Linked DNA regions of Homo sapiens: region 2 is linked to region 1. Evidence: chromatin loops called from intact Hi-C (ENCODE). Cell type or tissue: dorsolateral prefrontal cortex. All regions are shown on one strand.

Region 1 (5,000 bases):
TTAAATAAGAATTCAACTAGTCCCACCTGAAATTAAATAAGAATTCAACTAGTCCCACCTGAAATTAAATAAGAATTCAACTAGTAGATGGTAAAAGAGGAATTTTAGGGAATGTGATAAAAGTGCAGATATCAACAAGTGCATGAGAAAGGGTCTTGTACCTGACCCCTTAATGGATCAAACCCTTGCACAAATGTAGATATGCTAAGGTCACACCAGAATACCAGAAGCAAAGAGGTTGAGAGATTTTACACCACAAAGCAAACTTCACAGTGACAACAACTCACAGACCTGTGTGCAGACATGAAACTTCCTTTATTTCTCTGTAACTGATTCAAACTTTGGAGCCTCCATATTTATGGTGGAAAATTTAAACTTGTCAAGGTAAACTCAGCCACATCTAACCTAAAACATGTTTTAGTTGTTATACATTTCTGTCAATTCCGCACTCTAAAACTCTTTCCTCCCATTTCCCTCAGTTGTAATAATGTATTAACAGACACTTAACATAGCACTTTTACCTCCCAAGTATAAATTAACTCATTTAACCTTTACCTCTGAGCAATACAGTATCATTGTCTCCACTTCAGAGGTGTAGAAATTGTTAGAGAGATGTCACGTTAGCAAGTGGCAGAGCTGAGATTCAAACGATGTTTTTGGCAGGGCCTCTAAGTAACGGAAAAGCTGTAACTGAGGGGTGGTGTTGGTGGAAGGGCTCAAGGGAGACATCACAGAGCTATCTCCCCCACGCCGGCATGGAGCTCTAAATCCCTGCAGAGAAGCTTTTAAGTAGATGGGAGTAAGCAGAGTCTCCCAGAGCCCAGCGGTTGAACTGACAAAGACAGAGACTATGCTATGGGACAAGATACCACAGCGGAAGCAAGAGAGGACTGGACTAAATCTGGATTCCATGCAAATATAATATAGAGTCTGGGCACAGTGGCTCACGCCTATAATCCCAGCACTTTGGGAGGCCGAGGCAGGTAGATCATGAGGTCAGGAGATCGAGACCATCCTGGCTAATACTGTGAAACCCTGTCTCTAATAAAAATACAAAAAATTAGCCAGGCATGGTGGCACACACCTGTAGTCCTAGCTATTTGGGAGGCTGACGCAGGAGAATCGCTTGAAGCCAGGAGGCAGAGTTTGCAATGAGCCAAGATCATGCCACTGCACTCCAGCCTGGGTGACAGAGCAAGACTCCGTCTCAAAAAAAAAAAAAAAAAAAAAAAATATGATATAGAAGCCCCCAAGATCATAGAGACCACAGAGCTCTTAGAAAGCAGAGAAGTCGCATTTAGGCGAGGAGAACCTACTCTAGAGTCCTCTTGGTTAGAATCTCAGTTCTGCTGCTTTGGTAATTTGGGGCAAAGTGACCTCTCTGTGCCTCAAATTCTTTACATATAAAGTAGAGATAAAAACACAGTCTACAAGGCCGGGCGCAGTGGCTCACGCCTGTAATCCCAGCATTTTGGGAGGCCGAGGCAGGCGGATTACCTGAGGTCAGCAGTTCGAGATCAGCCTGGTCAACACAGTCAAACCCCGTCTCTACTAAAAATATAAAATTAGCCAGGCGTCGCACATGCCTGTAATCTCAGCTACCCAGGAGGCTGAAGCAGGAGAATCGCTTGAACCTGGGAGGCAGAGGATGCAGTGAGCCAAGATCATGCCACTGTACTCCAGCCTGGGCAACAAGAATAAATCTCCGTCTCAAAAAAGAAAACAGTCTACGTATAAGATTGAATAAATTAACTTAACTTATGCAAAGGGTTTAGAATATTATATTACATCGTGGTTATAAGTACTATTTTAAGTGTTTGCTACTATATTGTTACTTCTAAGAGGAATGCAGAAAAAAACAGTATGAGAATCCCAAATTAATTTAAATTTACAACAAATGAAAATACATTTTAAGCTTAAGGTGACTGAATTTGCCTTGATGAGCATATCTTTTTCACCTTAAAAAATAGAGATTTCAAAGCTAAGTTCAGCTTAATTACAGAGAAACAAACGTACATTTCTATACATTGCATCAACTGGGAGACAATTCTTCTTGGCTTCCCCCTATTTGTACACATCTTGGGAGTAGAGCCACTGCCTGCCTTTTGTCCAGACTATATTTTCAAGGATGTCTATACAGTAAAAGGCCCTGGAAGATAGATATAGTGTTTCCCTCCAAAGAAAATAAGGCATGTTTGGTTCTGTCCAGTAAATTGACGGTAACATCTCTCTTCAGGGCAAAGTTAGGCAGGCTACCTGTTATAAAAGGTTCAGGTCCCCTGAATTCAAGATTTCTCTCCTGTAACACAACCCACTGTGAGTCCAGGAATCAGCTGTGCAGCCCTGTAGGAATCAGGGCTTAGGCAGCTGGGACAATCACTGATACTCTGGCTACTGCTATTGCTGTGACTAATAAATGGTTCTTTGTCTCTGACCCAAGAGTCTCATGTTTTCTGCCAACATCCATGACACTGTGGCAGGATAACTTGTTAGCTTGCAAGGAGGATAAAAATCTCAGAACTTTCACACCTTATTTAATATATTACCAATAAACTAAATAAAGCAAAGTATTTATTTATATGTCTTATTTTATTTTATTTCAATAGTTTTGGGGCAAGAAGTGGTTTTTGGTTACATGGATAAGTTCTTTAGTGGTGATTTCTGAGATTTAGGTGCACCCATCACCCAAGCAGTGTATACTGTACCCAATATGTAGTCAAAGTATTTCATCTTACAAAATATAATTTAATAGAGTCATAAGAATACTCATTTTTCTACTTTCATAAGTTTTTCAGTGTTTTGTTTTGCTCTCAGGCCATTCAATATATATACTTATTTTATTCTTTACACACAATATGACTTTTTAAAAAAGAAAGACACTTATCTATATTTAAGCAATAACTAAAGGTTTATGCCAGTGACCAGAGATGTCTAAATGTGGCACATTTTGAACACATCCACAGTCCAAGGATTTATCATTACCTAAGCTAAGAACACCGCAGAACACAGATTTTCAGAGTACAAATTCCATTTCTCCTTCTGCCACATTCAGATGAGATCATGGAATCAAAATTAATTAATTATTTCAAACCTAAGTTCAAGAACACCATGAAGAAAGTAACAACAGTAAATGATTATTTCAAAACAATGATAACATCCATTATTTTATTATCTCTGACTGAAAACAATTGGGTCACATTTTTAAGTTTATTCAAAGAAAGAGAAAATAGATCAGTTGATAGTTCTTCTAAAATCATACAATGAGATCACCAAAGCAAATACAAGACAAATATTCACACCACCACAAACATCAAAGAATAAAGTCAGTGTTTTTCTCTAGCTCTCCCCAATCCTGACCATTCTGGAATAACATGTTTCTGCTAATCTGCCCGTTTGTGAATCACTTGTAGAAACTGACATCTAAAATAACTTCATGGGGGGAGTTAAACTTAACCAGTCCTGGCTACTTTCTCAAATGTCATAATACAAGAGTGAAATTATATACCAGACATAGTTGTTTTCCAAAGTGGGAAACATAAAACTTTAGGGAGATGAATTATAATGTTATGTCAGCAGTATTTTTACCGAGCAGATCCATGAATGTGGTGTTGCTGAGACATTTCTCCTCACGCCCTGCTGCTGGGAGTTGTTCCTCCCTACTTTATTCCTCCTCCACTTTCCTTACTCAGTCATTATCAAATACATTCATCTTGTTTAAATAACACGGTACTTAACCTCCATTTGATGTCGGGAATGTAGGGCTGCTAAATTACAACCAGAAGAATATGAGAGTGTGAGAGAAACAGGCAGAGAGGAAAATACAAAGAAATGTCATGTTTAAGTCTCATAATAACCAAAAACTATATTAAATCCAAAGTATGACTCTATTTCTAGAAGGAGGAAGCCAAGCTGACAGTAGCTCTTTTCACCTGGTAAAACTGGAGATGTGGATAGCTGTTTATAGGCTGATCACTTTTCTGGGATTTTAACATAGTTATAGATTGATACAGCTCACTGCCCACTCATCAATACCTAATGTCCATCTAAGCAACTTTTCCACAATCATGGAATTTGAAAGAAAATCCAGGAATGGGAATCTTAATCAGGATGCATTTTGTACATCACCTGTGGAGTTTTCAAACCCACTTATATCAAAATTCTGTCTTTTAAAAGGTTTACAGTGACTCCATGGTACCCACTGAGAATCGCTGATCGTGGTTATATTTGTTGGTTTGTAGTTGCCCAGAGGACATATGCAAAAATTACCTTCATATTGAGGATTATTAAAAGAATATACAGAATTGGCGTGGTGGCTTATGCCTGTAATCCCAGCAATTCGGGAGGCCAAGGCAGGTGGATCTCTTGAGCCCAGGAGTTTGAGCCCAGCCTGAGCAACATGGCAAAACCCCATCTCTACAAAAAATAGCTGGGCATGGTGGTGTACACCTGTAGTCCCAGCTACTCAAGAGGCTGGGAAGATCACCTGAGCCTGGGAGGTTGAGGCTGCAGTAAGCCCTGATCAAGCCACTGAACCCCAGCTTGGGCAACAGAGAGAGACCTTGTCTAAAAAAAAAAAAGAATATAAAAGGAATTCTACGTAATGCAATCTTACTTAGTCATAGAGCTTTGAGAGGACTGGGATACACAGTGGACTTCGTGGAAAAACAGAACAGTAGCTCAAAATATTTGTGGAAGGAACCTGAACTCAATTGGCCCACTTCTTTTGTTTATCTAGAATTCATTTTTTTCCCAAGTGAAAGTAGGGCCAGTATTCTGCCATTCAGTAAGGAGCACTGCGGTGAGCCAGGAATTCACACTAAGCCACTCTACAGGCCTCCCCAGTTTCTACCCCATGTGTGACTGGCTTTTTGGATCCCATTAACTAGTTTAATTAATACTGTTTTGACTACAAATGAAAGTAAGTTATATCTAGTTCATATGAAAAGAGGTCTTTGTTGTCTGGCATCTCCCAATCTCAGTAAAGGTGGTGGTAAAGGCCT
Region 2 (5,000 bases), 130 kb after region 1:
TGTTCATTATTATGTTTGCGAGATTCACCTATGTTGATGCTGTAGTTGTAGTTCAATCATCCTCTTGCTGTATATTATTTCATTGAATGAATATACAGTTTATTTACTCATTTATGGACATTTGATTGTTTCTAGTTGTTGGCTATTAAAAATAGTGCTGCTATGATCATTACTGTACCAAAAATTTGCCCATCAGAACTCTGTTTTGAACTACGATAAACTCATATATTCAAGAAAAAAATTAACACTTTTGCAATACTCAGTCCACCTGTACATCAACAATTATGTATCTGCATGAAATCTTTTACATTTTTACACCTCTCAGAATATACTGTAAGTATTCATACATGTCTATCACGTTTTTTGTTAAAGCTATTCATTGGTATATAAAGTTTCTGTTGACACCAAGTTTCATACTACTAAAAAAGTGATTATTACTAGTATATAGCACTGCTATTTAATACATATTTTCCTTTATTCTAGACACTTCTAAATTACTCTAAATTCTAAAGGAAATGCTTCTAATGTTTCATCATTCTATAATTTAAGTGCTCTCTTCTACTTTGCTGCAGGATCACCATTGTCTTCATAACTCTTTCTCTAACCTGAGAATATCACTGTGGGTCATGTAAACTTGACATGCATTTGTTAGCCTACTTTTGTAACTCTCTTTCTTCCAGTAGCTTCTGACCTCACTTCTTTTCAGTTCCTTTTGCAAGTTTCTTATCCAATCTTTTAATGTGAGAATGTCCCAAGGATAAGTCCTTGGACTTCTTTTAGCTTCATTCCCTAGTGGGCTTACCTAGGCATGTGACCTTAAATACCATGTATATGCTAACGACCAAAAATGTAAATACGAGGTCTGTACCTCTCCCCAGAACTCCAGCCTCTCATATCCACTTATCTATCTGTTATCACCACTTTGATGTCTAAAGGCATCTCAAACTCAACATATCCATAACTAAATCTTCCTTCCAAATCCCATTCAACCAGCAGTCTATCTTATCTCCATTAAGGGCCACTCCATTCTTACAGTAGCTGAAGCCAAATCTTCTTTCTCTCATATTCTATAAATGCAATCTATCAGAAAAGCAAGTAAGCCTCACTGTATACCCAGAATCTGACTACTTCTTAACTCCTCTGAGGCATCAACCTGTTGGGAGTTTCCTTGTCTCACTTGGATCACCGCAGAGACTCCAAAATAACTTCCTTCTTCCATTCACACATCCTTTCCTCAAGAAAGTAAAAACTTAAACAGGACTGAATTAATTCTCTGTTCAAATCCTTCCTACACTCCCATGGACCTCCTCCTCCCATCATTTCACAAGCCCCATCTCCTACTGCACTTTCCTTTGCTCATTCCACATCAGCCAAGTTGACCTCCTCACTGTTCCTTAAGCCAACCAGCCATGCTCCTGCCTCAGGGCCTTTGCACTGGCTGTTCCTTCCACTCTGGCCTCTCTCCTTTGAGATGTTTTCATGGGTTACTCTATTACTTCTTTCATGTCTTTGCTGAAATATCACACTCTTAGTTAGGCCATCCCTAACCTCTGTGTTTCGAACTTCACACCACCTTCCACCTTCAGTACCCCTCTTGCCCACCTTTCTCATTTCTTTTATTCTATACCCCTTTTCACTTTTTGATATGTGATATAAATTATTCATTGATATTTATTATCTGCCTCTCCTCATTTCCACTCCAGTGGAATGTTCAGCTTCAAGGGGGCAGGGACTTTTGTCTGTTTCGTTCACTGTTGTATCTCAGTTTTAGAACAGTATGTGGCAAACAGTAGTCACTCAGTGAATATCTGCTGAATCAATGAATGAATCAATCAATAAATACTATTATAAGGCCAGGTGCAGTGGCTCACACCTGTAATATCAGCACTTCGCGAGGTCAAGGTGAGAGTATTGTTTGAAGCTAGGGGTTTAAGGCCAGCCTAGGCAACAATGCAAGATCCTGACTCTACAAAAGTAAAAATAAAAATTAGCTGGGCACAGTGGCACATGCCTATAGTCATAGCTACTCAGGAGGCTGAGGGGCTGAGACAGGAGAATCACTTGAGCCCTGGAGTTCGAGGCTGCAGTGAGCAAGACCCCAACTCTAAAAAAAATAATAATAATTTAAAAAAATTCTTTAGAAATACTATTATAAGCCTTTTATTTAGGGTTAGGAAGTAATCTCCAGAAGAAGAACTAAAAAATAAAAAGGTCTTTGCTGCTAGTAATAGGCCTGAGTGTGGAGGAGGGTACTTTTCTTTATAAAGTACTTTCTTATACTACTTGATGGTTTTTATCATGTGCATGTATTACTGTGATAAAATTTCAAAAAACTTTTGAATATGCCCCTGTGCCTGGAAAAATCATAGGATAACAATGCAGGAAGCCTAGCCAACAACAATTTGCTTTATAGTAAATTGCTCTAAATCTGTTTTGAGAGCAAACTATTGAATCTGCTAATGGTACATACAGATGGTGCAAAACAATAAACTTCTTTTGGGTGTTGGGTGTAATTTTAAAGAGTATCTTTTATCATGCTTTAAAGCAACTTCAATCTATTTATATGATCAAGCTTCATATTATTATGTTAAGTTCCAAATATTTCACAATGGGTATAAAATGCACAGGGATGTCATTATTCAAGACTTTATATAAAACATGATTTATTGATTCTCTAAATGTGGGTGGAGAAATAATGGAAATAATTTTTCATATGCTGATAACTGACATATGTGAATGCTTGCTAATTTGAGGGAGGTAGGAAGGAAAGGATGGAAGTAACAAAAATAATTTTGTCTAAGGTTGCAAGTGACATAAATTCAAACAATTGCTTTTTCAGTCTTCTGGCTTGCTCTATTCAATGTTTGCTGAGCTTTAGAGAAGGCTGAATCCCACCATGGCAAACTGCCATCTTTGTCAGAAGCAAAGAGCTGTTTACATTCAAGGCACATAATAAGTGCAATGTGAAGTGAAAAACAGTGTGAGTTCTATTATGGCTGATTAGCCCATTGTACACTGTTACAACTAACATCTTCCTTGTGCTAAAAATAGTGTGAAGTCACGGGACCTCAAGCAGCATGATCCATCAGTACTGTACTCTTTCACAAGATTGCCAACAAAAGCTGCCTCTAACTCCCCAGAAAACTAAAAGGGCCACTTATTCACTTCAGTTGTCCTCCAAAATATGTAGTTTATCTGAGCTGTTAGGAAACCTGTCAGAAAATGAGGTGCAGGGAATTGACAGTGTCCAAAAAATAGATTTGTCTTCTCTGCTGTTTCCTTTTGAAAACTAGATCCTTAATACAAGCATCATAAAAGTCAGCTGGTTGCTGTTAAACTTGCATTGTTAGCTGCTTCTTAATCACAGTAGTGGTGGAATTAGTGCATATTTTGATGCATTGGCTACCAGTAGCCCAAACAAATAAATAAATCTCCCTGAAGTGACAGAAACAGGAGGCAGTGGTTTGAATAAACTCTGAGTCCTAGGTCATTTCATCACCAAGTCAATAGCCCTTCTCGTTGAAGGGGGGAAAACAAACTGCTTTCTATTCTATTGAAAGCCTGGAAGAATTTGCACCACAGTAATCCTAAATCCAGAGGCAATCTATTAAGAACTCAGCATTACCAATCCTGAGACTCAACTGATAAGCACATTCTTTTCCCCCCTTCCACATTAATCCTCTTAAAGACTGTGCTAAGTAATGAAAAGGTGCGATGAAAGAGGCCCCCCTTTTTTATTACAACCATATAAACTGCTTGTGTAAATGTTTCATTAACAAACTGCTGGACTCATATTTAATTTCCTTGGCCTTCCTCCCCGTTCCTCCCGGTACGGTGCTCCTGGGTATGGCATGACTAAATGTGTGATTTACACGTTTCAGAGAAACATTCCCACACTTGAATGCTGTAGCATGACAAAGGAAAGGGAGGGGCTGAGAGAGAGGTGTTGAACCTATTGTAGACATTTTAATTTACAATTCTCTTTTTATGGGCTTTAAAAAGATGAATGACTTGCACTCACTTATCAGTTTATGTTTCATTTCTCAGTTCTTTCTAATAAGTACTGGTCTGCATGTAAGTGCCTTTGGCTCACTCATTTGAGGCTGACCCTTTTGAAGACATAGATATTCTAACATACTAAGAAGAAAAGGAAGATGAATTCCAATGTATATCCAGTGTGCAAAGAACTCTTCTGTGAACAACATAAAGGCCAAAATACATGGCTTACCTTTACTTTGAATATGTCAAATGATGCGGGATGTTTTGTGGAAATATACATCCTGTGTTTTTCCCCGAGGTCATCTAGTTACAATCTGATGTTTTGTTGCTTTAGCTAATCTGGTAAATCCTAACAATGCTTTCATTATCTATTTTAATGGTGGCATCTTAGTATAAAATTAACTTTCCTTTCAGACAAGCAAGATATGCCTGTGGCACCTACTGAATTCGTCAATATCCAGTCACAGGATGTATGAATGTAACTTGAAGATACAGAATCAGTCACTTACAAGAGTAGTTTAAGTTAAATCATGATACAGGAAAAACAGGTTATCACATCCAGACGAGTGCCACTGGGCCAAATTCTTAGAAAATGCATTTACCTTGTATTTGAAGAGATTCCAAACTTTGAAAAATTAATACATCAGTAAACCAAATAGAAATGTAGCCTCTTTATAATACAAGCGTCTTTCCCTGGGTGTCATTCATGTAATTTCAGTTTACTGTGAGCACTCCGGCTGCAGCTGGGGTCACTTGGTCTGGGGAAGAACCGTATCTGGGTCAGTGTATGTAGTTTTGTCTCTAGCGGCGACTATGGTCTCGTTTCAAAGTGAATACATTCATCTGGATCAACAATGCCCTGGGGAATAAACGCTTAAATGTATTCAACCTTAGGAAGAGCTGAAAACATCAATACCTTCATAAAGCCACTTTGATTTGTATTGACTATGGTTGTGCTGCTAATTCATATACATCATTGTTTACTTCACAGAGCTTTTAAC

What was found. Peaks named below come from ENCODE experiments on the same cell type or tissue, not always from the same donor. Only the 100,000 strongest peaks of a DNase experiment are listed, where the experiment ranks them.
Region 2: a loop joins it to region 1, with 2.1 times the contacts of the local background. A loop is called at or near these places in 4 of 110 quality-filtered maps.

What each region holds. Positions count from the first base shown.
Region 1 is chr5:125,048,516-125,053,515 of GRCh38, reverse strand. The region is part of intron 2 of LOC101927421 (a long non-coding RNA gene); the gene reads right to left. Among named protein-coding and RNA genes, the nearest start is that of ZNF608, 300 kb to the right of the region's middle. In dorsolateral prefrontal cortex, no CTCF peak of the experiment used is centred here; a DNase peak (open chromatin) is centred at 2,369.
Region 2 is chr5:124,921,328-124,926,327 of GRCh38, reverse strand. No RefSeq gene overlaps it. Among named protein-coding and RNA genes, the nearest start is that of ZNF608, 180 kb to the right of the region's middle. RefSeq lists enhancers at 3,038-3,147, 4,823-4,912. In dorsolateral prefrontal cortex, no CTCF peak of the experiment used is centred here; a DNase peak (open chromatin) is centred at 2,977; H3K4me3 peaks cover 204 bases; H3K27ac peaks cover 2,920 bases.